Linked DNA regions of Homo sapiens: regions 1, 3, 4, 5 and 6 are each linked to region 2. A link is a contact called in ENCODE Hi-C or POLR2A ChIA-PET data. All regions are on one chromosome and are shown on one strand. The core of a region is the stretch at or near the end of the contact, and the rest is flanking DNA. Distances in the headings are between cores, read along the strand shown. Region 1 has its middle 61 kb from the start of NEK6. Region 2 holds the start of MIR181A2HG (MIR181A2 host gene). Region 3 has its middle 39 kb from the start of NEK6. Region 4 overlaps NEK6 (NIMA related kinase 6). Region 5 holds the start of GOLGA1 (golgin A1). Region 6 holds the start of SCAI (suppressor of cancer cell invasion).

Region 1 (3,304 bases), core at 584-3,083, 460 kb before region 2:
TATTATCAGTTCTTCTTAAACTCTACCAAAAAAATAGAGCTAGAGGAAATATTTCCAAACACTTGTTATGAGGCCAGAATCACCTTAATACCTAAGCCAGACAAAGATACCACACAAAAAAATGAAGCTACAGGCCAATCTCTATAATGAACATCGATGTAAAAATCCTAATAAAATATAAGCAAGCCAAAATCAAGAACACACAAAAAAGACTACATGTCATAACCAAGTAGGGTCTATTTCTGACAGGCAAGACTGGTTTAATGTGCACAAATCAATCAATGTGGTACGTTACATTAACAGAATGAAAGATAAAAACCACACAATCATCTCAGTTGAAACAGAAAAAGCACTTGACCAAGTTCAGCATCCTTTCTGGATAAAAACTCTTAACAGTTTTGGCATAGAAAGAAAGTTTCTTGACATAATAGAGGCCATTTATGAAAAAACCACAGCTAACACCATAATTAATGGGGAACAATCAAAAACTTTCCTACTGAAATCTAGAACAAGGCAAGGATGCCCACTCTCTCCACTTCTATTCAACATGGTACTGGAAGTATGAGCAAGAGCAATCAGACAAGAAAAAGAAATAAAAGTCATCTAAATCAGAAAGGAAGAAGTAAAATGATCTCTATTTGCAGATGACATGATTCTATATACAGAAAATCCCAAAGATTCCACACAAAAAAACCCTGTTATATCTAATAAATAAATTCAGCGAAGTCATAGGATGCAAAATCAACACACAAAAGTCAATAGCAGATCTACACAAAAACAACAGCCTAGGTGAAAAACAAATCAAGAAAGCAATCTTATCTACAAAGGCATTAAAAAAATACTGAGGAATAAATTTAACCAAGGAGGTGTAATATTTGTATACTGAAAACTAGAAAACATTGATAAAGAAATTGAAGATCTAAATTAGTGGAAAGCTATTTCATGCTCATGGATGAGAAGAATTAATATTATTAATATCTGTACTCCCAAAACAATGTACAGATTGAATGCAATGAGGTCAGGGGGTTTAATTGCAAGTAAAAAAAATAAAAGAAAGAAAGCTTCTTCAAAACAGCCCAAGAAGAGAAGGGAATTTATTAAAACAGGAGGGTCCCAGAGATCCAAGGCTGGACATGGAGCAGCTTCAGGAAGGCAGGAGTAGGGACCCAGAAAGTTGTCAGGAGATCTGGAGGTAGTGTCTTAGGCTCCTTGTGACTATCTCTCTCTTTATCTCAGTCTTCCTTCTTATTTTCCTTCCTTTCTCTCTCCCTCTCCCGCTCCCCGCCTTGTCTCAGTATCTCTCCTGCATGACTGCCTCTTTCTATCTTGTCTCTGCCTGTCTCTGTCTCTCCCTCCCATAACTGCATTTCAACCTTTCCATGATTGAGTCTTCTCTCTGCCATTCTATGAGCAAGTGGCCAAACACAGCCAGTCCAGCCCAGCTTTATGCCTCCTTTCAAATAACCAGCCAGGAAGGCAACCCAGTATCCCTGATTCTCAAAGCCAAAGTCACAGGAGAAAGAAGCTGATTGGCTCAGCTCAAATCAGCCTGCACCTCTGGTCTAATCAGCTGTCGCTAGGGGAGCAGAGAGGTACAAATATGGCCCCTGAGGTTCCACCTAGGGGAGAGGAGGATACAAGAGAAGGGAGCTGGAGGGCTGGCCAGGAGCACAGATGCCCACCACACCTGCCTGCCCAGTTGGACCCTCTCAGAGACGGGTTTTGACCTGAATTGAGCTTTGGTCCTCTTGGCCCCTTGGCCACGGTCACGTAGACTGCTAGCTGAGCTCCATTCCCTTCATATCTGCACATGGTACTTCCCGTCTCTGAGTCTCTGCTTCCTCATTTGTGAAATGATAGTAACAGCCCCTCCCAGTGGGGTGGTTGCAAGACGACATGAAGTTGTGTGGGCAGAGGACCCAAGGCCTTGCTGGCCACAGTGACTATGACACATCTGAATTCCCTAAAGTCCTACAGTTCCCGTGGTCCTCGCCTACCTGCCCCACTCCTCCCTTCTTCCCCTACCTCCACCATCTTCCCCCACTGCCAGTACGGCCCCAGGATGCTTGTGGTTACAACCAGTGAGATCTACTGCCCTCTACCACCACCCACATATCGCTAATTTGAGAAACGCACACCAGGGTGTCTGGGTTTAGCTGTTGAAACCACACATTCTGACCATCTTCTCAGTCCACTGAGCCTCCGTGGTCAGCCTGGCTGAGCTCTTTGTGGACCAGACATTGTTCTGCGGTCCCCACTCTAAAATCAGGTGGGGGCAGCATTAAGGAAGCCTTGGTGCCTATAGGATATCAGACACCCCAGATGCCTCAGGGATCTCCTTGAATGCTGCGCTACACACTATGGACAGATGCAACTGTTGATGTCATTTCTTTTTTTTTTTTTTTTTTAATTTGAGACGGTGTCTCGCTGTGTCGCCCAGGCTGGAGTGCAGTGGCGTGATCTCGGCTCACTACAACCTCCACCTCCCAGGTTCAAGTGATTCTCCTGCCTCAGTCTCTCAAGTAGCTGGGACTACAGGCATGCACCACCACACCTGGCTAATTTTTGTGTTTTTGGTAGACGGGGTTTCACCATGTTGGCAAGGCTGGTCTCAAACTCCCGACCTCAAGTCACCTGCCCACCTCAGCCTCCCAAATTGCTGGGATTACAGGAATGAGACACCACACCTGGCCCGTTTCTTCTTATTTTTGTTATTTTCTTATTTATTAAGCCAGCGTTCCCCGCTGCCTACTCTCTTCTTACTGGAGGCTGACCACTGGGGACTTCTGTATCTATGGAAGATGTGGGTGTTGAACTTGGGAACCTCAGGCCATGACATAAGGCTGAACAGGCCTCACCATGTCCTTTGGGTGCAAGAAGATCACGTGGAGAGGCACATCCAGCACCCAGCCCCAAGGCCCACCTCCTTGTCCCAGAACCCTAGTCTACCACAAATCTCCCACCTTCTGCCCCAACAAGAGAGTTCGGGTTGTTCCCAAATGGAGTCTTCCATGGACCTATGAATCTGACCAGGGCACCTCAGCTGGGCTGGCCTCTGAGCATGTTTTTTGCTTTTTGTTTTCTTTTTGAGACAGAGTCTTGCTCTGTTGCCCAGGCTGGAGTGCAGTGGCATGATCTCGGCTCACTGCAACCACTGCCTCCCAGGTTCAAGCGTTTCTCCCAGGTCAGCCTCCAAGTAACTGGGATTACACTTGCCCACCACCACACCCAGCTAATTTTTGTATTTTTAGTAGAGCTGGGGTTTCACCACGTTGGCCAGGCTGGTCTTGAACTCCTGGTGACC
Region 2 (3,703 bases), core at 458-2,957:
GGCTGAGGAAGGAGAATTGCTTGAACCCAGGAGGCGGAAGTTGCAGTGAGCCAAGACAGTGCCATTGCATCCCAGCTTGGGCAACAAGAGTAAAATTCCGTCTCCAAAAACAAAAAACAAAAAATCAAAGAGAAAGTAGAATGATGGTTGTCCCCAGGGCCTGGGGGAGGGAAGAATGGCAAGTTAGTGTTTAACAGGTAGGTAGAGAATTTCAGTTTTGCAAGAGGAGAAGAGTTCTGTGGTGGATGGATGGTGGTGAAGGCTGCAAAACAACGTGAATGCACTTAACACCACAGAACTATACACTTAAAAATTATTACAACAGTCAATTTTATGTTACATATACCTTACCACAACTTAGAAAAAAAAAAGATTGTCTTGTGGCTTACAAAAAGCAAGAGAGTGCTCATCTCCTCTTCTTTCGAACATTCTTATATCTAATAGTGCATCAAAACAGCTTTTCTCGGGTTAAGACAAGAGAATAATTCTGGGGTAGTCCTCATATGGAAGGTGCTGCATAATATAGTCAACATCTAAAAAATTCCAAGTACAAACATCCAAACCCAAAATTTACAGCAAAAGAGACAGATGGAATTATTTCAACAACTGTGAGAAAGGCAAGAAATAAACAGAACTATTGGTATGTTTAAGTATCAATTTAGGACTCTATAAGCTAATTTCTAAAGAGACAAGAAAGTCCACGGAAAAAAATGATTGGTCCATGTAGAGTAGATTTCATATATCAGAGTCAAGGTCTCACAAAACAACTTTACTGTTTTGAAACTTTAAAGAAGTGTCAACTTGCATTAAATAAACAAAGCAACTGCCATGTACTAAACAAAAATGTCACAAATGACAGTCCTGTATAATGACCTGGTTTCCCAGTGGCTCAGAAAGATGGAAAATAAACCCCAAGGACCCTAGTTCAGACAGACTGAAGAGAGCAGACCGTGGCTGTCTTGCATGATTAAAGGCTATGTCACAGCTCAGTAGGGTCCATGCTTTCATAGCTTCCCCCCCCCAGCAACCCCTAATGTGACTAGGACTGGGACAAGAGTGACAGTCTCACAAAGGGGATAAAAAGACATAAAGCTTCTTCCTCATACATCCAAACACTCCAGAATCTAAAACTTCACTTCTCTGTTGTCCATCTATCCAATTTTCATTAAGAGCAATTTATATCATATAGAGGCTTCAAAGTCAAATATGCCACTTTTATTTTTACCTTATCAAACCTATAAAATCAAGACCAAGGGTTGGTCTGGATATGAAGCTTGGTTAGGATCACAATAAATTTTCAAATCAAATAATTGGTTTCAGTTAGAGCCAAGTTTATCAACAATAGGGTGATTTAGGATTCAGGAAAAATCGGCTGCCTATTTGTATTTCAGAAAGACTAGTATTTCTTCTGACACAAGTAGAGAGGTGTAAGCAACCTCTGGGTGGGTAATGCCACCAAACAAAAGCAACACCTTCAAAGTCTCTCAGTGACTAGAGGCAGCCAGACACTCAAACTGCCAGTCCTGAATTACGGCCTCTGAATGGTGAGGGCTTCACATTTCACCGATCAGGGCACAGCCCAATCAGAAGACAAACCCCTGCACTGCCAGGGACCAGCAAATCCGCTTTCTTCCAGTGTGCACATGACTAAATGTGCTTCTGTCCATCATCTGGGTCATATATAGTTCAATGCGAGCTGAGCAGACAGGGCTGCAAGGAAATCTGGCGCGGTTCAATACCTCGTCTAGCCTGGGTTCCAGTATCTAATTTTTTTTTTGTTTTAACTGACAAACTCATTTCTCTACTGGGACAGGATGCTGTGCTGGCTGGAAGTTCCATTTCTACAGCAAGAATCCTATCTGGAAACACAGAAGTTGTCCTCTAGCCACAGCAGCTCGAACTTTTTTGATTGTCGTTGCTGCTTTCTCCCATCACCCCCATCCCCTTTTGACAAAGATCCAACTGTAAAAAGTCTTACGTAACAGTTCAGGACTACTTCGGTTCTTTTACTGGGTAAGCACTTTCAATTTTTTTTTTTTAACTAAAAGCCATTTTAAAATTGAATCTGTTGAGGGGCTTGACTAAAATCTTTTAAGTAATTTGTGTAATGGAATACTGTCAGTGGATTTTTTCGTCTCATTTCTGCACGTGCTCCTTTGTTCTCAGAACAGAAGCTTTTTATACACATCCCATAACGCAGCTGGAGAGAGTTATGAAGTCAGTTATTATAAGGAACACAAAGGTTGCTTTCCATTCTTTGCCTTTAGATAATTAATTTTTTTGTTTTCTTAAAATGGAGTATTTAAAGAAGGAAGAAATTCACAAGAAATAAACTGTTGGAGAATTTAGAAAAGTTTGAAGTTTTTACCACCTTTTCTATCTCTAGTTTTGTGTGGCCAAACACTTGTGCCGCCTGGGGCGGTGGGGGTAGAGGCAAGCATAGACAGAGAGGAACTAAGCCAGACATGGACAAAGGCACGAGCCAAAACCAGACAGTCCTGGCCGTTCGATAGGCCAGCAGTGGGTGAGACAGGTCAGCCAGCTGCAGGGGCGGGAGCGGGGGGGCGGGTAGGGACATGGATGTGTGAGGTGCTCATGCGTGCGATCGTGACTAGATTCTGAAACTGCCAGCCATTTTCCCAGCTCCGCTTTGTGCAATCTAAAGGAATGCATCCCCTCTGAAGCAGTCTTGCCAGAGCCTAGTGAGGGAGAGAAGTATGGTAAATACCACAACATATGGAATCAGAAAATACCGGGAACTGGAGTGGGCAAGGGGGAATGCAGAGGGTGTGGAAATTTTTTAGTGATCTGGAATGTGTTGAGTGACAGGAAGTGCCCCAAGCTTCTCCCCCACCAACTCTTCTCAGTCGCGCCTGCTTTTGTCTAACTCTTGTAATCTACACACTACTGCTTACAAAGCTGTCTGAGTTTAAGACAAAAAGAAACCTAAAAGTCTCCTTACTTCATAGTACCTGTGATATGGAAGGAATGTAAAAGCATGACCCTTTAAGCCTATGGACATTTTTTCAGGTATACAGGAGAAAGATAAAATAATTTTCCACAGAAAAATGAGAATTATGAATTATATAGTTCAGGTTCCAAATCTAATTTTTAAAAGAATTCTGATTCTGCTACACTTTACAAATGCTTAGGTTGGTTCCTAATTTGAAGCAGACTTGTTTTATTTGGTTAATGCATTGCATTTGAACTTGTTTCTATTTTCTTTGCATAAATTTGGACTTTGGGAGAAAAATGCAAAGTAATAAGTAGAATGCACTTGGGGGAAAAAAGGAGGATTTTTCCCTTCATGGGTTGGAAAGTATTTTAAAGGGTTGTTTTCTTGAAAAAACAAGCTCTCTCTTACTTTCTGCATCTATGCTATAAAGATAACTATGCTATAATAAATGTAAGGTAGAAAACTTTAAAGAGAAAATAACAGTGTTCTAAGTGAAAAGCTACTTAGCATTTTCCCAAACTTACACATTATCAACAGAAACACTAAAAATTAAGAGAAAAGCAGCCAACTAATTAAATAGCTAGCCTTATTTTGGGGGTATGGGATAGAAAATTAAGTGTGAATAAAATGATACTTGGGAATGTTTCTCCCTCGTACCACAAAGGATGTTAGTGGTCAGCCTACGAGTTAATCCTTCCTAGCATGGCTCTGAGCCTTCATGCCGAGCAGACGTTATTCACATGACGA
Region 3 (3,585 bases), core at 606-3,105, 440 kb before region 2:
AAGCTGGGCACCCCCCACCCACCCAGACACAACAGTTGGCCTCTGCCAGGCTGCAGCCTTGGGGCTGCAACCAGGAGGGCCTGGGAAGCTCAGGCCCAGCCCTAATATGGCCACCCAGAGGCTAGAGAATCCCTCTAGGTTGCTCCTGGCTGGCTGGGCTTCTTCCCTTCCTCAAGACACCAGTCACTTCATGCACCATTCTCTTTGCCTGGAATGCCCTTCTCTACATTTTCCTTTAGGGCCCAACACCAATGTCACCTCTTCTGGGAAGCCTTCCCTGACCACCCACCACACACACACACACACACACACACACACACACACACACACACAGAGAGAGAGAGAGAGAGAGAGAGAGGCAGGACAAGACAGCCACAGACCTTCATCATGAATAGTGGCATTCACTGTGACAGTGGCGTTCATCCAGTGCTTCATGTTTATGAACTGCTCTGCATGGATGATCTCATTGAATGTTTACAAAAACACAATGTGTGGTTCTATCAATAGCTTCATGTTACAGACGAGTGAACCAAGGCTCAGAGATGAGCAACTTCCCCAAGGTGGCATAGTCAGAAAATGGCTGAGTGGGGAGTGTGACCCAGGTCTGACTCCACAGCTAGGTCATTGAACCATGCACTATCCTCTGAGACTGGGATGGGATCAGTGTTGTGCAACTTGCCTGCTCCAAGGAGGCTGCATTGTGACCCTAGCAAAGCTTCATTTTCAGCCTTGCCCTTCCCAGCACCCCTGGAGTAGCTGGGAGCTATAGAGTACTCTAGGGAGAGAGGGAAACCAGCTTGTAATGAGGAAGCATTTCCATGTAAACATTTCTGGTAAACTGTGTGAAGGGATCTCAGAAGTATCTCCAAGCCCTTGATACTGTCTTGGGTTTTGTTTTCTCCTTCTAAATAAATGCTTTTGAATCTAATTTTGTATTCTGTTTCTACAGATGGGGCTTCCAAAATTGAAAAGCTTCAGACTTCACAAATCCTAGGTCCACCCTGCGGTGCCCTGTGACTTAACCACAACCACTGCACTGCCTGGGCTTCCCCAGCCCTCTCCAAGGCCCGCTTTCACTGTACCGGGGTTTTCTATTTATGGATCCGCCCTGCTACCCGCCACTCCCACAACCCCCACCCATAGATGGGCCATGAGCTCCTCATGGGCAGAGGGCGAGCCCTGGTTTCTTGGTACCCTAGGGACTGCTTGGTATATAGAAGCCCAGGACAGATTTGTTACATGAGGGAATAAAGGAGTAAATGAATGAGTGAATGAATGAATATGGGTCCCTTCAATGCCATCAGGAAGTATGAGAGATACAACTCCAGCTTTAAAACTCCAGGTCAGCTGGGTATGGTGGCTCACCCTTGTAATCCCAATACTTTTGGAGGCTGAGGTGGGCGGATCGCTTGGGCCCAGGAGTTCAAGACCAGCCTGGGCAACATGGTAAAACCCCATCTCTACAAAAATTAACTGGGCGTTGTGGCATGCACCTGTCATCCCAGCTACTCGAGAGGCTGAGGTGGGAGAATTGCTTGAGCCCCGTTAGTGGAGACTGCAGTGAACTGTGATCGCACCACTGCACTGCACTGCAGCCTAGGCGACAGAGTGAGACTCTGTCTCAAAAAAAAACTCAAGGTCCATCTCCCTGTGTGCCAACCCTGCATGGGTGTTGAGGGTGACTGACAATTTGGACAGGGTTCAGCTGAAGCCAGTCTCTAGCAAGGAGGCCCAAAGCCCCTCCGGTCACTCTGCTCCCTACAGAGGCAGCACTCTAGGCCCCAGGCCTGGACCTCAAGGCTGCAGCAGGGCCCCTGGCCGCCCCCTATAGCCTTGGAAGCCCCTGAGAAGAGGCCCTTCAGTGCAGCTGCAGCAGGTCAGACGCCTCCTCTGGAGAAGAAGGAAGTGAAAGTGCTGTGGTGGGTGAGTCATCGGAGTGTCCCTCTGGACGGATTGATGCCATGAGTGGCATAAGAGGGACAGGCTGGGAGGGAAGAGACACCAGGGTTAGGAGCCCTTTTAGTATCCTCCAGGAAGGCCCCACCTCACCTCCCAGCCCCTCCCAGACACAGGGGTCTTCAGCTTGGAGAAGAGAATGCCTTGGAGATGCCATCTTTGTCCTAGTCTCTGAAGTGGGTAGAAATTAGACAAGGTCCACAGCAGAGGGGGAAGATGGAGTCAGATGGGGAGGTCACAGAGGCTAACTGGTTGCCACCAGGGCCAGGCTCTGGTGGGCTGGCTGCTGCCTGGCAGTAGTGATGGCCAACAGCAAGTAGGGTGGTCTCCTGCCATGGGTCAGGATGTGGATTCTGGATTTGAACCTCATGTCCTCAAACCCCAGCTCTGCCCCTCATGAGCTGCAGGATCCCAGGCAAGTGGCTTCCCCTCTCCTTCCTCTGCTGTCGAGTGAGATCATAGCACTTAATGCATAGGATGAGCAGGGCATGATTAGATACATTACTGTATGTAAAGTGCATAGAAGAGTGCCCGTTCCCAGGAAACCCACAATAAACAGTAACTACTGTATCAGGCAGCATCTCATCAGGAAGCCTGAAATGCCCTAGGTTTTGAACAGAAGGGATTTAATACAGGGGCTTGTCTTCCAATGGAAGGACTGAGAAACAAAACAGGGAATGGTGCAGCCGCCCAGGGATAGGACTTTGCAGTCATATTCTACTTCCTACTGATGCTCGTCCTCAACCTAGTTGCTTTATGTCTCAGAGCTTCAGTATTTTCACATGTAAAAATGGGAATAAAAAGGACCTTTTTTAATTTATTTTTTTATTTTTTAGATGGAATCTCCCTCTGTCGCCCAGGCTGGAGTGCAGTGGCGTGATCTCGATTTGCTGCAACCTCCGCCCCCTGGGTTCAAACAATTCTCCTGCCTCAGCCTCCCTAGTAGCTGGGATTACAGGCATGTGCTACCACACCCGGCTAATTTTTGTATTTTTAGTAGAGACGAGGTTTTGCCATGTTGGCCAGGCTGGTCTCCAACTTCTGACCTCAGGTGATCCGCCCACTTTGGCCTCCCAAAGTGCTGAGATTACAGGTGTGAGCCACCGCGCCTGGCCGATATTTTTTTTTGAGACAGAATCTCACTCTGTCTTCCAGGCTGGAGTGCAGTGGCGCGATCTCGGCTCACTGCAAGCTCCGCTTCCCGGGTTCAGGCCATTTTCCTGCCTCAGCCTCCCAAGTAACTGGGACTACAGGCGCCTGCAAGCACGCCCAGCTAATTTTTTGTATTTTTAGTAGAGACGGGGTTTCACTGTGTTAGCCAGGACGGTCTCCATCTCCTGACCTCGTTATCCACCTGCCTCAGCCTCCCAAAGTGCTGGGATTACAGGCGTGAGCCACAGTGCCCGGCCGATATTTTGTTTTTAAGAATGAAATAGGATAATGTAGGTAGAGTGTTTGGTAGAGTACTGGCTCAGCGTAAGGACTCAACAATGATCCTAGCAATCGCTTATGCAACACGCTAGTTCTCATGACAGTTCTATGAAGCAAGTACTGTGATCACTATGACTCCTATTTAACAGAAGAGAAAACTGAGGCATGGAGAGATCAAGTCACGCAACTAGTAAATGG
Region 4 (3,573 bases), core at 676-3,175, 380 kb before region 2:
GAGAAAGATCAGAGCTTCCCTGCTGCATCTCCCGCTTTTCGCTTGTGTTTTCTTTTCTTCCTCACCAGCAGGCTGCCTGGTGACTGGCCTGGGGGCCTCTTCCCTCAGACCAGGAAATCACCCAGTACTCCGAGAGTGTTCACTAGAATTACCCTCATGTTCACTGGAATATACTGGTCAGATTTCTGAGAGGGAGACCCCCTTTTTGTACTCATAGGAGAATGGAGGAGGCCGGCCATGCTTCTCCTCAGCCACGATTGAAAAAGTCACCTAGCACAGTGGCCTGAGTCCACTGGTTCCCAAATCCCAGACCCAGGCCAGGCCTAGGGCCGTGTGAAGTCTTCCGCGGACCCACGGTGAAATAAGAAAAGGAAGGCCTGGCTTGGCATAGCTACTTTCCATGTCAGCTGTTTTTTCTTTTTTTTTTTTTTTTTTTTTTTTTTTTTTGGAGGCAGAATCTCACTCTGTCGCCCAGACTGGAGTGCAGTGGTGCGATCCCAGCTCACTGCAAGCTCCACCTCCAGGGTTGAAGTGATTCTCCTGCTTCAGCCTCCTGAGTAGCTGGGATTACAGGTGCCTGCCACCACACCCAGCTAATTTTGTATTTTAGTAGAGACAGGGTTTTACCATGCTAGCCAGGCTGATCTCGAACTCCCGACCTCAGGTGATCTGCCTACCTCGGCCTCCCAAAGTGCTGGGATTACAGGCGTAAGCCACCACACCCGGCCTGTCCTTTCTTTTATGAAAGATGGTGATACTAGGTGGACGTTTTATTTTAGATGCCAGAAAACTCTGGCAACCTATGTCTATCTTCAAAATGTGGGAGAGGCTGTCCAGGCCTGTGACACCTCCAGGCCCGGAAGCCATTGATGTACTTCTGTACCCCAGACACAGAAGTGGAGCCCGGGGCAGACTTTGATGCCTCAAGAACCTCTGAGTCATGGCCACACGTGAGCCCCCGGCTCTGCCCTGGTGTGCGGTGGGGCGTATTGGTTTCCTAGGGATATTATAACAAATTACTGCAAACTGGGTGCTTGAAAACAATAGAAATTCATTCTCTCTTGGAGAATCCTGGAGGCGTGATGCCTGAAATCAGGCTGGTGGTAGGCTCAGTTCCCGTGGAGGCTCTGACAAAGCACCTGCCGTGCCTTTTTCTGGCTTCTGGCAGGCGCTAGCCACCCTCCTTGTTCCTTGTTCCGTGTTCCGTGGCTCGTCTACACATCCCTCCAGTGCTCGCCTCTGTCGCCACATGGCCTTCTTCCTTGTGCGTCTGTCTCTGTGTCCATCCCTCATAGAAAGACACCCGTCATTGAATTTGGGCCACCCTAATCCCATGTGACCCCAGCTTAACTTGATTAGTATCTCCAAGTAAGGGCCTATGCCCCAGTTCCAGATAGACAAGGGTTTGGGGGGAACATTACTCTGGGGGCGTAAGGGATGAGGAGGGCAGGTCCAGGGAGCCTGCCCTCATTCCCAGGAGGAGACAGGAGACCAAGGAGCAGAGTCTGGCGGGGGAACGCTGTCACCACAGCAAGGGCCAGGCTGGGGCCACAGGGGGTGGGTCAGACACGCCCACTGAATACTCAGGGGCACGGGAGGGCCGGGATCCCCCTGACTCTCTGCATCCCAGATTCATTCCTACGCTTTCATACAGGCCCCAAAGACAAGTGCTGAGTAGATCTGGGTCTTCAGCACGATGTTTTTTAAAAACAGGCTTGCAGCGTTTGGTCCTTTGGTGGCACCAGCCAGGACCACTGAGGGCTGAGAACGTCTCAGCGCCCAGCATAGGCCGCCAGCCCTGGCTCTGCTCTTTTGGGTTAGAGAGCGGCCCCTCCCAGTAATGACAGGGCCCGCCATTCCCGGCAGCGCCCACCAGCACAGCCTCCCCCGCTTTGTGGACAAAGGGCAGCCTGTGGGGCAGGAAGGAGGGAATCCAGCCTCCCCTGTTCCCCCAGAGGCCTTTATCTATTTTGGCAAAGGCCCTGTGATCAGACGTTTCCGCCCTGACAACTCCCTGCCAAGTGATCTCAAGCAAGGGAGTCCCAGAGCCCTGCTGAGCCCCACTTCTCTCCTGTGAAGTAGGAGGCACAGTTCCAGCCCTGACCCTCTCAGGAAGGCTGGGGATGACAAGGCAAACCCTTCCCGTGCCTAGCCCAGGGCCTGGCACATAGTAGGTGCTCAGTCAATACTGAATGAGAGAGAGCATCTTGGAGCCCAGAACGTAAATTTCATGCCACTCCTGCGACGGAGCCTCAGTGGGGCCTCTTGGGAAGGAGAATCTATAGGCATTTCCTTCCCCACGTCCTAGGACACAGTTAGCTGAGACGACCGGGCAGGGGTGGGGAAGTTGAGTGCACGGGTGTAGCACTGGACGGAGGACAGAGGCTGCTAAGCTGCATCTCAGGCATTGATTGGCATTGAGGAAAACCCACCTAGACTTGGTATCGCGGGAGGGAGGGTCATGTGCAGGGAGCCCTGGAAGGGAGCCTGGAGAGCTGGGTGCCAGCCCTGGCTCTGCACCCCTTACCAGCCATGTGCAGGTCATGGCAGTGCCCTGTGGATCCTACTTCCTGAACCTCCCCTCTGCAGGCTTGATGCCACTGCTGTCATTTCGGCCTCTATCCCACAACTCGCACAGGGCTTGCCTCACCTTTAGGCCTTTGCACGTGCCATGCCCTCTGCCTGGAGTGCCCTGCCCCTATTCCTCCACTCAGAGCTGCTTCCCGTTCCGAGGAAAAATCCCATGCCCCAGGTAGACTGCACGCACATTTTCTTGTGTTTCCACACCCTGCTTTGCAGAGCAGCGGGCACCCTGGTTGTAGTTTAAGGGACGCCTGAGAGCCCCATTGAGGATGGAGATTGGTCCCCCTTGCCTGGCACACGCTTGGTGCCCAGCACTTGTGTGTCCATTGAGTGAGCAAATAATGGAATGTCTGGAGGCATGTGACGCCTCTGCTGTGTGGCTTGGTTTCCCCATCTTTAAAATACCAGATGTGGGCCAGGCGCAGTGGCTCTCGCCTATAATCCCAGCACTTTGGGAGGCTGAGGCGGGAGGATCACCTGAGGTTGGGAATTCGAGACCAGCCTGGCCAACATGTTGAAACCCTGTCTCTACTAAAAATACAAAAATTAGCCAGGTGTGGTGGTGCATGTCTGTAATCCCAGCTACTTGGGAGGCTGAGACACGATAATTGCTTGAACTAGGGAGGCGGAGGTTGCAGTGATCCAAGATGGCACCACTGCACTCCATACTGGGCGAAGACCGAGACTCCGTCTCTAAGTAAATAAATAAAATAAAATACTGGATGTGGACTGATGGAGTCCTTGGGGATCTGGTGAAACATGAGGCCTCAAGTGAACGGACTCGGGTCTTTCCTGCTCCCAGGAGTGGAATGGGAGCGTGGCAGCGACCACGCACACGTTTGTTTAATGATTATCCAATGTTGACCCAAAACTATGAGCAAAGCTCCGGGGATTTTCTGGGCGTTCAGCACAAAATTCCCAGTTAATGGGTTCCAGTGTCTTAAAAAGGCAGGACTGAGGCGGTCTCTATGGAGTTGTTCTGACTGCAGC
Region 5 (3,429 bases), core at 20-2,519, 280 kb after region 2:
GGCCTCCCAAAGTGCTGGGATTACAGGCATAAGCCACTGCGCCCGGCCTCACAGTTTCTTTTCTTAAGAATGTTTGACATGATATTCAAAGTAAGATTCAAAAACCTTTTCCTCCTAATGGTGTATAAAACACTAATATTCTGGTTCCAACCTTAACTTTCCATGTTTTGTGGAGGATACCTAAGCTCTGCTCTGAGATACACAAATGCCATCTTACCACTTCAGATCCTCCATTAAGGCTGTACAATTCTTCAGAAACTTTACTTTCAATGTGTGTAAACCACTTACTCACCTGGCTTATCTACTAGATTTAAAACAGCTTGGAGGTCAAAGCATTCTGTCCTGCATGAAGACAAAGATAAAATGCATTGGGTATTTCTTTTCAAGTGTATGGCCAAAATGTTGGGTGGGGATAGGGGGAAGAAGTGAAGGAAGAGGAGGGGCAGAAGAAGGATTAAAGGGGGTAAGAAAACCTGTCACAACTCTCAATGGGATACCCTCCCTAACCCTGATCTCCTATGAAATTGTTTTTTGCCTAAGAGCTTCACTTACAAGCGCATAGAACAGAATTGATCACCGCAGCGGGTGCCTAAATTCACTTCTCCCTGGGAGCCCTGAGCAAAACAATTTGAATGAGGTTAAGTTTTCCTGGAGCCAGTATTTATTTCTCAGTTGATTACTACACTCACATACTGTTTACCCGGCCAGACCCTGGGCGTCTGGTCACGGATGTGCACTGACAAAAAGCAAGGCAAAATTGGGTAAAGACAGATGTCTAACCCCCAGGGAGGCAGGCAGGTGCCTGCCACGGCAGTTTGGATCTCACTCCCTCAGGCTACCTCCAGCCCCGCCCGTGCTTTGGACTGTCAAAGAAAGGAAGGATCCAACATCTCTCCCATTTGACAGCAAGGAAACTGAGCCCTAGAGAGGAGGAGCGACTTGTCCAAGGTCGCGCAGGGAGGAATCCCGGAACCCTAGGCTCCAGACTCCCAGGCCGGGGCAGCCCGCCTCCGCCCCCACTCTCACCCTTTCAGCACCCCGGTGCCGCCCCCCGCCTTGGGGCTCGGGCAACCCTGACCGGGCCGCTGTGGGGACAGACCGAGGCCACTGGGAGAATAAGGGGCCTGCTCGCATTCCCGGAGTCCTGGCCCGCGCACCTGCCTCTCTCTGGGAAGCCAGCAAAGCCCCGCCTCCCGGGCCTCTCGTGAGCCCCGGCCCGCGTCACCAACCCCCACCGCCCAGCCGGCGAGCCGAGCAGCGACCCGGAACCGCACGTCTCCCAGCGCGCCGGAAGTGACTGCGCGGTGGGGGGAGGGGGTTGGTCCGACGCGCGCATGCGCCCGTGCGCGGCCTTGGCGGCTACTGTTACCACCTCTGAGCGGCGACTGGGCCGGAACGGCTGGAGTTCTCGGGTGCCCAGCCGGGCGCTCCCTCAGCCCAGTTCGCCACGTCAGCGAGCGGCCAGAGCCACAGATGATGACTGAGTCTCCGAGGCCTCTCGGTCTTTTTCTATTTTAACAGGGGCGCGTGCAGAGCGTGGTAAGTGGGAGGGGCTTCGTGTCAAAAGTAAAAGAACCCAGTCGGTGCCACAGGCCCCGCTGTGCTGTGCTGGCTACAAACCCGGCCGGGGCTGCACTGCTTGGCCAGGCGCCCCCCCGCGCCGCCCGGTCCCGCCGCACCCTAGGCAGCTGCCTTGCCACCGTGTGACCCGGGAAGTCTGCGCCTCCAGCTTCACTCACAAGCCAGTAGCTCCAGAAACTAGTCCTGGGACCTTACACCTTGAGACCAGTTTTTAGACTTTGGCGCCTGTCACCTACTGTAGATGATGCGTTTTATATCGCAACCGAGTACATAACGTCCAGCAGAACCACGTTCTTACTATGTAATGCACTTAAAAACGCTGGTGGCAGCTCACTATATTGGATTAGCTTCACCATCCGCTGCTGGGCCGTCTCCTTTCTGCTTAGGAAGGAAGTTGAAAACATCAAAAGTGCACGGCGCGCGCTTCTGTGGTCCCAGCTACTCGGAAGACCGAGGTGGGAGGATCTCTTGAGACCAGGGCTTCCAGACCAGCCTGGGCACCGTGGCGAGACTCCGTCTCTTTAAATAAATAGCAATCATGCAGGCAGTAGGAAAATAAACAAAAGAGGAAAAACTATCTTGTTCCAAGTCACAGTCCAGGCCGGGCGCGGTGGCTCACTCCTGTAATCCCCACACTTTGAGAAGCCGAGGCGGGTGGTTCACCCGAGGTCAGGAGTTCAGACCAGCCTAACATAGCGAAACCTCGTCTCTACTAAAAATACAAAATTAGCCGGGCATGGTGGCCCATGCCTGTAATCCCAATTACTTGGGAGGCTGAGGCAGGATAATCGCTTGAACCCGGGAGGTGTAGGTTGCAGTGAGTCAAGATCGCGCCATTGCACTCCAGCCTGGGCAACAAGAGCGAAACTCTATCTCAAACAAAAAGTCACGGTCCAAATCAGTACCCTAAGTCAGGTCCCTGAACTCGTCAATGCCAAGCCAGCCATTCCACCTTAAGGAACTCTGGTTCCATCCCCAGACTCAACACAAGCCCAAGAATAAGCAGATTCCACCCAATTCTTCAACAGTCCCTTCCCTCGCGTGTTCCAGTTCTGACCTGCAGGAGCAGGGCAGGGAAAAAACCAAAACCAGGATTCAAACATTGACAAACTAACAAGAAGCATCAACCCCAAGATAGTTCAAAGCCTCTGAGATATTTGAATGAAGCAAACCCTAACAGTTCAGCTGTCAATACCGAAAAAGTACCAAAAACTTTAAGCAAATAATGTTTATTTTTATATTGATGATACACTTAATATATATGTGGATTCAAGGTACAAAATTCATGTACAAGAGTTCACACCTGATGAATGTAGACACATTCCTAGAGAACATTTATCAATGTGAAAATTTCTTTAATACACTGACAACAAAAATCAAATATTCTCTAATCTCGTTATTCAATAAACATCAAAACAACGTTTCAGTTTTCATCCTCTAGTACTGAAGTGCCCTCAAGGTGGTAGGCACTGTATAGCAGGAGAAAACATTGGAAAGCCTACTGAATCCGCTCTGCAGAATCACAGTGTTTACTCTGAAATTCATTTAGTGAAGTAGTGGAAGGCTATCTTTTATGACAAATCACATCTCATACAAGAGTCAAAAGTGATGAACTCAAGAAAATAAAATGTTTCAAGAACTTCTCAATTTCTAAAATCTATGGAGTATTAACCATAACAGACAAAGAAGAAAAAGGCTGCTGGAAAGGAAGAAAAAAACATCCTGTTTAAGAGAACGTATGGCTTAAGCAATTTAGAACACAACTGACAAGACTTTTACAATACCACAAATGTTCAAGTCAAATGATAGTGACAGTATAATTTTCCCCTTAGTCATTGGTAGTAAATA
Region 6 (3,309 bases), core at 105-2,604, 490 kb after region 2:
CAATTTTTTGTAGAGACGGAGTCTTGCTCTGTTGCCCAGACTGGTCTTGAACTCCCAGGCTCAAATGATCCTCCTGCCTCAGCCTCCCAAAGAGCTGGGATTGAAGGCATGAGCCACCCCAGCCAAGATGAGCTTTTTAAACAGAGATGCTGGAGAAAATGAAATTATGGCTAAGGTTAAAAAAAAAAATAGCTGAGATCCTTACACAACATCAAAAAGTAAAAAAGTAGGATTTCTCAAGATTTCCCACATTATCTTAGATACCAAGAAAAAAAAAATCGACTGTAGAGGTAGTAATTTGAAGTCCTCAAAAGAAAAATCATGCATGTGGTTATATTCTTTTAAAAGGGGGATAAATAAGAAACTTCATCTACTGACAGTATACAATTATGCAGTACGGCACAGGTGCAGCCAAGCAAAAAGAAAAACATGAAGCAAAATAGGAAGGCACTGCCTTACCTGCTTCTCCGTTTTCGAGGCGGTTTCTCCACTGTGCCAGTCAGTCTGCAGACCAAACAAATAAGACGGTAACTAAAAGTAACATACAAGAAAACATCTCCCGGCGCTACCGTGCCAGTCAAGAACTAAATAGACCACCCTCTGGGACCACAGGCTCGCCAAGCCCAGATCTGACCTTACAAACGCCTCATGCCCTGTTTCCCCTATTTACCAAGACCTAGCATTCCTGGGACTCACCGTTCCCCCAATTCCCCCTGAGCTCAAACCTTCCTGGTCCCTCACCCCATCCTCGACCCCTGCTCGTCACAGCCCAGCTCCCCAAAATCACCCACCTCCACCTACTCATTGTCTGCCTCGTCACCCCCGCAAGCCCCCCTAGCCTCCCCTTTCCTGTGCCCACCCGTTCCCGACCGTGCACTGCCCCCTCCACGCCCCGCCTCTCCGGGCCCGGCGACCCCCGCATTCCACGGCCCCTCCGGGGGCGCGCCCGCCTTGCCCCTCCCGGCCCCGCGCCGCCAGCCTCACCCCTCGGCGCCCCTTCCCTCACACGCCCCTCTCACCTGGCCTCGAGGAGGCGATCGCGCCCAGCCCGCGCCGCCGCCTGCAGGCGCCCCCAAGGTCCCCCCAGCCTGCACCCCCCGCCCCTCCGGTCTCTGCGCCCCGAATGCTCCACCGCCCCGAGCCGCTGCCCCTGGGCCCGCTCCCTGGCCCCCACCCCATCCCCAACCCCGGCCTCCACCCAGCCCCCGCACCTGGGGGCCAGGCGACTCCGCGGCTGCTGGGGCTGCCGGGCTCCTCTGACCATCCGGCTCCTGCTCCGCCGCGGGAGCTGCTCCGGCGGCCGCAGGGCTCGCTCGGGAAGCTGAGGCGGCGGAGGCTGGAGTAGGCGGAGAGGCGGGAGGAGGGCCTCGCGCCTCTGCCAGGCTTGCCGCGGGGCCCGCCTCCTCCGCGCCTCTCCTCGGCTCCCATTGGCTAGAGCAGTAGTGTGGACGGAAATCTGTCAGTCGATTGGACGCTCGGCCCGTCACATCCCGCGCTGCCCACCCAGAGGTTTGGTTGAGACTGCAGGTGGCGGCGGAGGTGCCTTAGAGATTGCTAGCAGGGCCGGAGGAGACCCTAGCGCCACCATGCGTCTAAAAGTAGGAACTGCACCCCCGGCTCCAGACACCTGCCCCAGGTTCTCCTGGCTCTGCGTCCTGCATACCACACACCTGCTGGCGCCCCTCCACCTCTGCACCACGCCAGGACCGAAAACAAGCCCTGAAATCTCCCAATTTCTTCTAGCAGGTGAGACAGTGAGGCAACTCTCACAAACGTGTTTCCTTTTAAGCCACCTCGAATGCGATCCTTGTCCCTACATCTTGCTGAAATTGTCTCACAGCTCACAGCTACCCCTCAAAAAGGACCCAGCCAGAAAACTCTAAGAATCCACCAAAATAAAGCATGGTTTGGATGCTCAATCCTCTGCAGAAAAGCTCACTAGCTTGGGTGCAGGCTTTTAAGAAAGTAAGATTTTTTTTTAATTACCATGAAAGAAAAATCAGCACTACAAACAGAACCAATGCCATACTAAAAGCAACGTGTTCCATTTTGAAAGGCCTGGACAAATTTGATCCCTGAATGGAAGCTGACCATCCTGATTGTGTGACCATTGCAAGTTCTACACCAATTAATCAATTTTAAAATAAATTGTACTGTATTTTTTGACAAACAGGCATGCAAAACTGCCTTTCATAAGCATAGTTACCCTTCTTCTGCTTTAACAAAGCCATCCTTGAAAATAAGACTCAGCTCATTAACGTATTATAAAATTCTTGAAGGTGGGAAGGCCTCTCTAAATCTCTACTCCTGTGTGAACTTGTTTGGTATATTCTCAGCATCTGTTCAGAGTTGGGAGGAGGCATAAAACTTTCTCTTAAGTCACTTCCATTTTATTAGAACATCTTTTATGCCTCAATAATATGACAGCGTCGAGTAGTACATGTCAACATTGGGGTGGGGAAAATCTCTCATTGATCTCCATAAGCGGCAAAAATTAGGATACTAGTTTTTCACAAAACCAAATGTATTTGGTGTAAAGAGTTGTCTTTTCTTCTGAGATGGTCCTACCTACATCTTTAATGGTAAAATGACTTTCCATTTATGAAGTAATACTGACGGTAAATTGTAGTAGGAATTGAAAAATTGCTTTGAAAAAATGTCAAATCTCTGTTGGTCCCCCAAATTAGTATTTCACGTAATCCTAAAGTCACAGAACCACAAATCACCTCAATCTCAACTAACAGTTTCCACCCATATTATCAAGCCAGAGAGAGGAAAGAACTCGAGAATAATTTGTGTCAGACGAAGGGGGATCATCAACTCACTAGGGAAGTAATCTTGAAATACATTTATTATATTCCTTATTAAAAATCCATTGCCTGCTTTTTAGCATCTTCCATAATTGACCAATCCTCACTGATATATGGCAGATATTGTCAATAAAACAGGACCTATTCATTTCTTACGCCTTCCCAAAAAGGATCCTCGAGTCTTCACATTGTGTCCAAGTGATCTCTGCTTATTTTAACTCTGTAAGACATACAAATCCCATCATTCCAGTCCACACTTAATTCACACTTCCTCTTTATCTTCCCCAATTACTCCATCCTACATCAAACATTTCCTTGTCCAGATGTGTTGTACTTACAAAATCTACACTATGTTAGCAATTATACATTGCCTTGGATTATTCTTCCCAACTACAATGAATTTGAACAAATGGCCTATGAGTATGAGCCCTTAATAAAAGGCAGCTTTGGACCAGATACTGGGTGCTTTGTGTGTGCTATTTTTAATAGTGAGATTAAC

What was found. A loop is a pair of places that touch in the nucleus more often than their neighbours do. ChIA-PET counts read pairs that join two places held with the same protein, here RNA polymerase II (POLR2A). Pooled maps may share reads with other maps.
Region 1: a loop to region 2 is called in a pooled map, with 4 times the contacts of the local background. The contact joins the enhancer-like site here to the promoter of MIR181A2HG in region 2. A Hi-C loop is called at or near these places in 1 of 37 single-sample maps with no recorded cell type and 2 of 50 pooled maps. POLR2A ChIA-PET finds 5 or more read pairs at or near these places in 3 of 52 experiments (Caco-2, K562 and activated CD4-positive, alpha-beta T cell).
Region 3: a loop to region 2 is called in a pooled map, with 5 times the contacts of the local background. The contact joins the enhancer-like site here to the promoter of MIR181A2HG in region 2. A Hi-C loop is called at or near these places in 5 of 37 single-sample maps with no recorded cell type and 4 of 50 pooled maps. POLR2A ChIA-PET finds 5 or more read pairs at or near these places in 3 of 52 experiments (BJ, K562 and activated CD4-positive, alpha-beta T cell).
Region 4: a loop to region 2 is called in a pooled map, with 12 times the contacts of the local background. The contact joins the enhancer-like site here to the promoter of MIR181A2HG in region 2. A Hi-C loop is called at or near these places in 2 of 37 single-sample maps with no recorded cell type and 5 of 50 pooled maps. POLR2A ChIA-PET finds 5 or more read pairs at or near these places in 1 of 52 experiments (common myeloid progenitor, CD34-positive).
Region 5: a loop to region 2 is called in a map of endothelial cell of umbilical vein, with 4 times the contacts of the local background. The contact joins the promoter of GOLGA1 here to the promoter of MIR181A2HG in region 2. A Hi-C loop is called at or near these places in 1 of 168 maps with a recorded cell type or tissue (endothelial cell of umbilical vein), 2 of 37 single-sample maps with no recorded cell type and 12 of 50 pooled maps. POLR2A ChIA-PET finds 5 or more read pairs at or near these places in 1 of 52 experiments (OCI-LY7).
Region 6: a loop to region 2 is called in a pooled map, with 4 times the contacts of the local background. The contact joins the promoter of SCAI here to the promoter of MIR181A2HG in region 2. A Hi-C loop is called at or near these places in 3 of 50 pooled maps. POLR2A ChIA-PET finds 5 or more read pairs at or near these places in 4 of 52 experiments (A549, RWPE1, activated CD4-positive, alpha-beta T cell and 1 more).

Annotation. Positions count from the first base shown.
Region 1 is chr9:124,195,703-124,199,006 of GRCh38, forward strand. No RefSeq gene overlaps it. Among named protein-coding and RNA genes, the nearest start is that of NEK6, 61 kb to the right of the region's middle. Within about 2 kb of position 1,834, at least 9 of the 41 ENCODE cell types and tissues checked have a DNase peak (open chromatin) inside an H3K27ac peak, as active enhancers do.
Region 2 is chr9:124,656,729-124,660,431 of GRCh38, forward strand. MIR181A2HG (MIR181A2 host gene) reads left to right here and starts at 1,708. Exons shown (of 2, transcript NR_038975.1): 1 at 1,708-2,013. The region is part of intron 2 of NR6A1 (nuclear receptor subfamily 6 group A member 1); the gene reads right to left. RefSeq lists enhancers at 1,755-1,874, 2,696-2,745.
Region 3 is chr9:124,216,961-124,220,545 of GRCh38, forward strand. No RefSeq gene overlaps it. Among named protein-coding and RNA genes, the nearest start is that of NEK6, 39 kb to the right of the region's middle. RefSeq lists enhancers at 71-150, 1,060-1,219, 1,790-2,149. Within about 2 kb of position 1,856, at least 16 of the 41 ENCODE cell types and tissues checked have a DNase peak (open chromatin) inside an H3K27ac peak, as active enhancers do.
Region 4 is chr9:124,281,071-124,284,643 of GRCh38, forward strand. All of the region lies in intron 1 of NEK6 (NIMA related kinase 6), which reads left to right. Among named protein-coding and RNA genes, the nearest start is that of NEK6, 25 kb to the left of the region's middle. RefSeq lists a silencer at 1,700-1,994. Within about 2 kb of position 1,926, at least 22 of the 41 ENCODE cell types and tissues checked have a DNase peak (open chromatin) inside an H3K27ac peak, as active enhancers do.
Region 5 is chr9:124,939,814-124,943,242 of GRCh38, forward strand. GOLGA1 (golgin A1) reads right to left here and starts at 1,270. Exons shown (of 23, transcript NM_002077.4): 1 at 1,158-1,270; 2 at 293-342. SCAI (suppressor of cancer cell invasion) reads right to left here. Exons shown (of 18, transcript NM_001144877.3): 18 at 2,795-3,429. RefSeq lists enhancers at 862-1,362, 1,363-1,863 and silencers at 945-1,314, 1,645-1,704.
Region 6 is chr9:125,142,174-125,145,482 of GRCh38, forward strand. SCAI (suppressor of cancer cell invasion) reads right to left here and starts at 1,355. Exons shown (of 18, transcript NM_001144877.3): 1 at 1,212-1,355; 2 at 460-504. The coding sequence starts at 1,264. RefSeq lists a silencer at 974-1,473.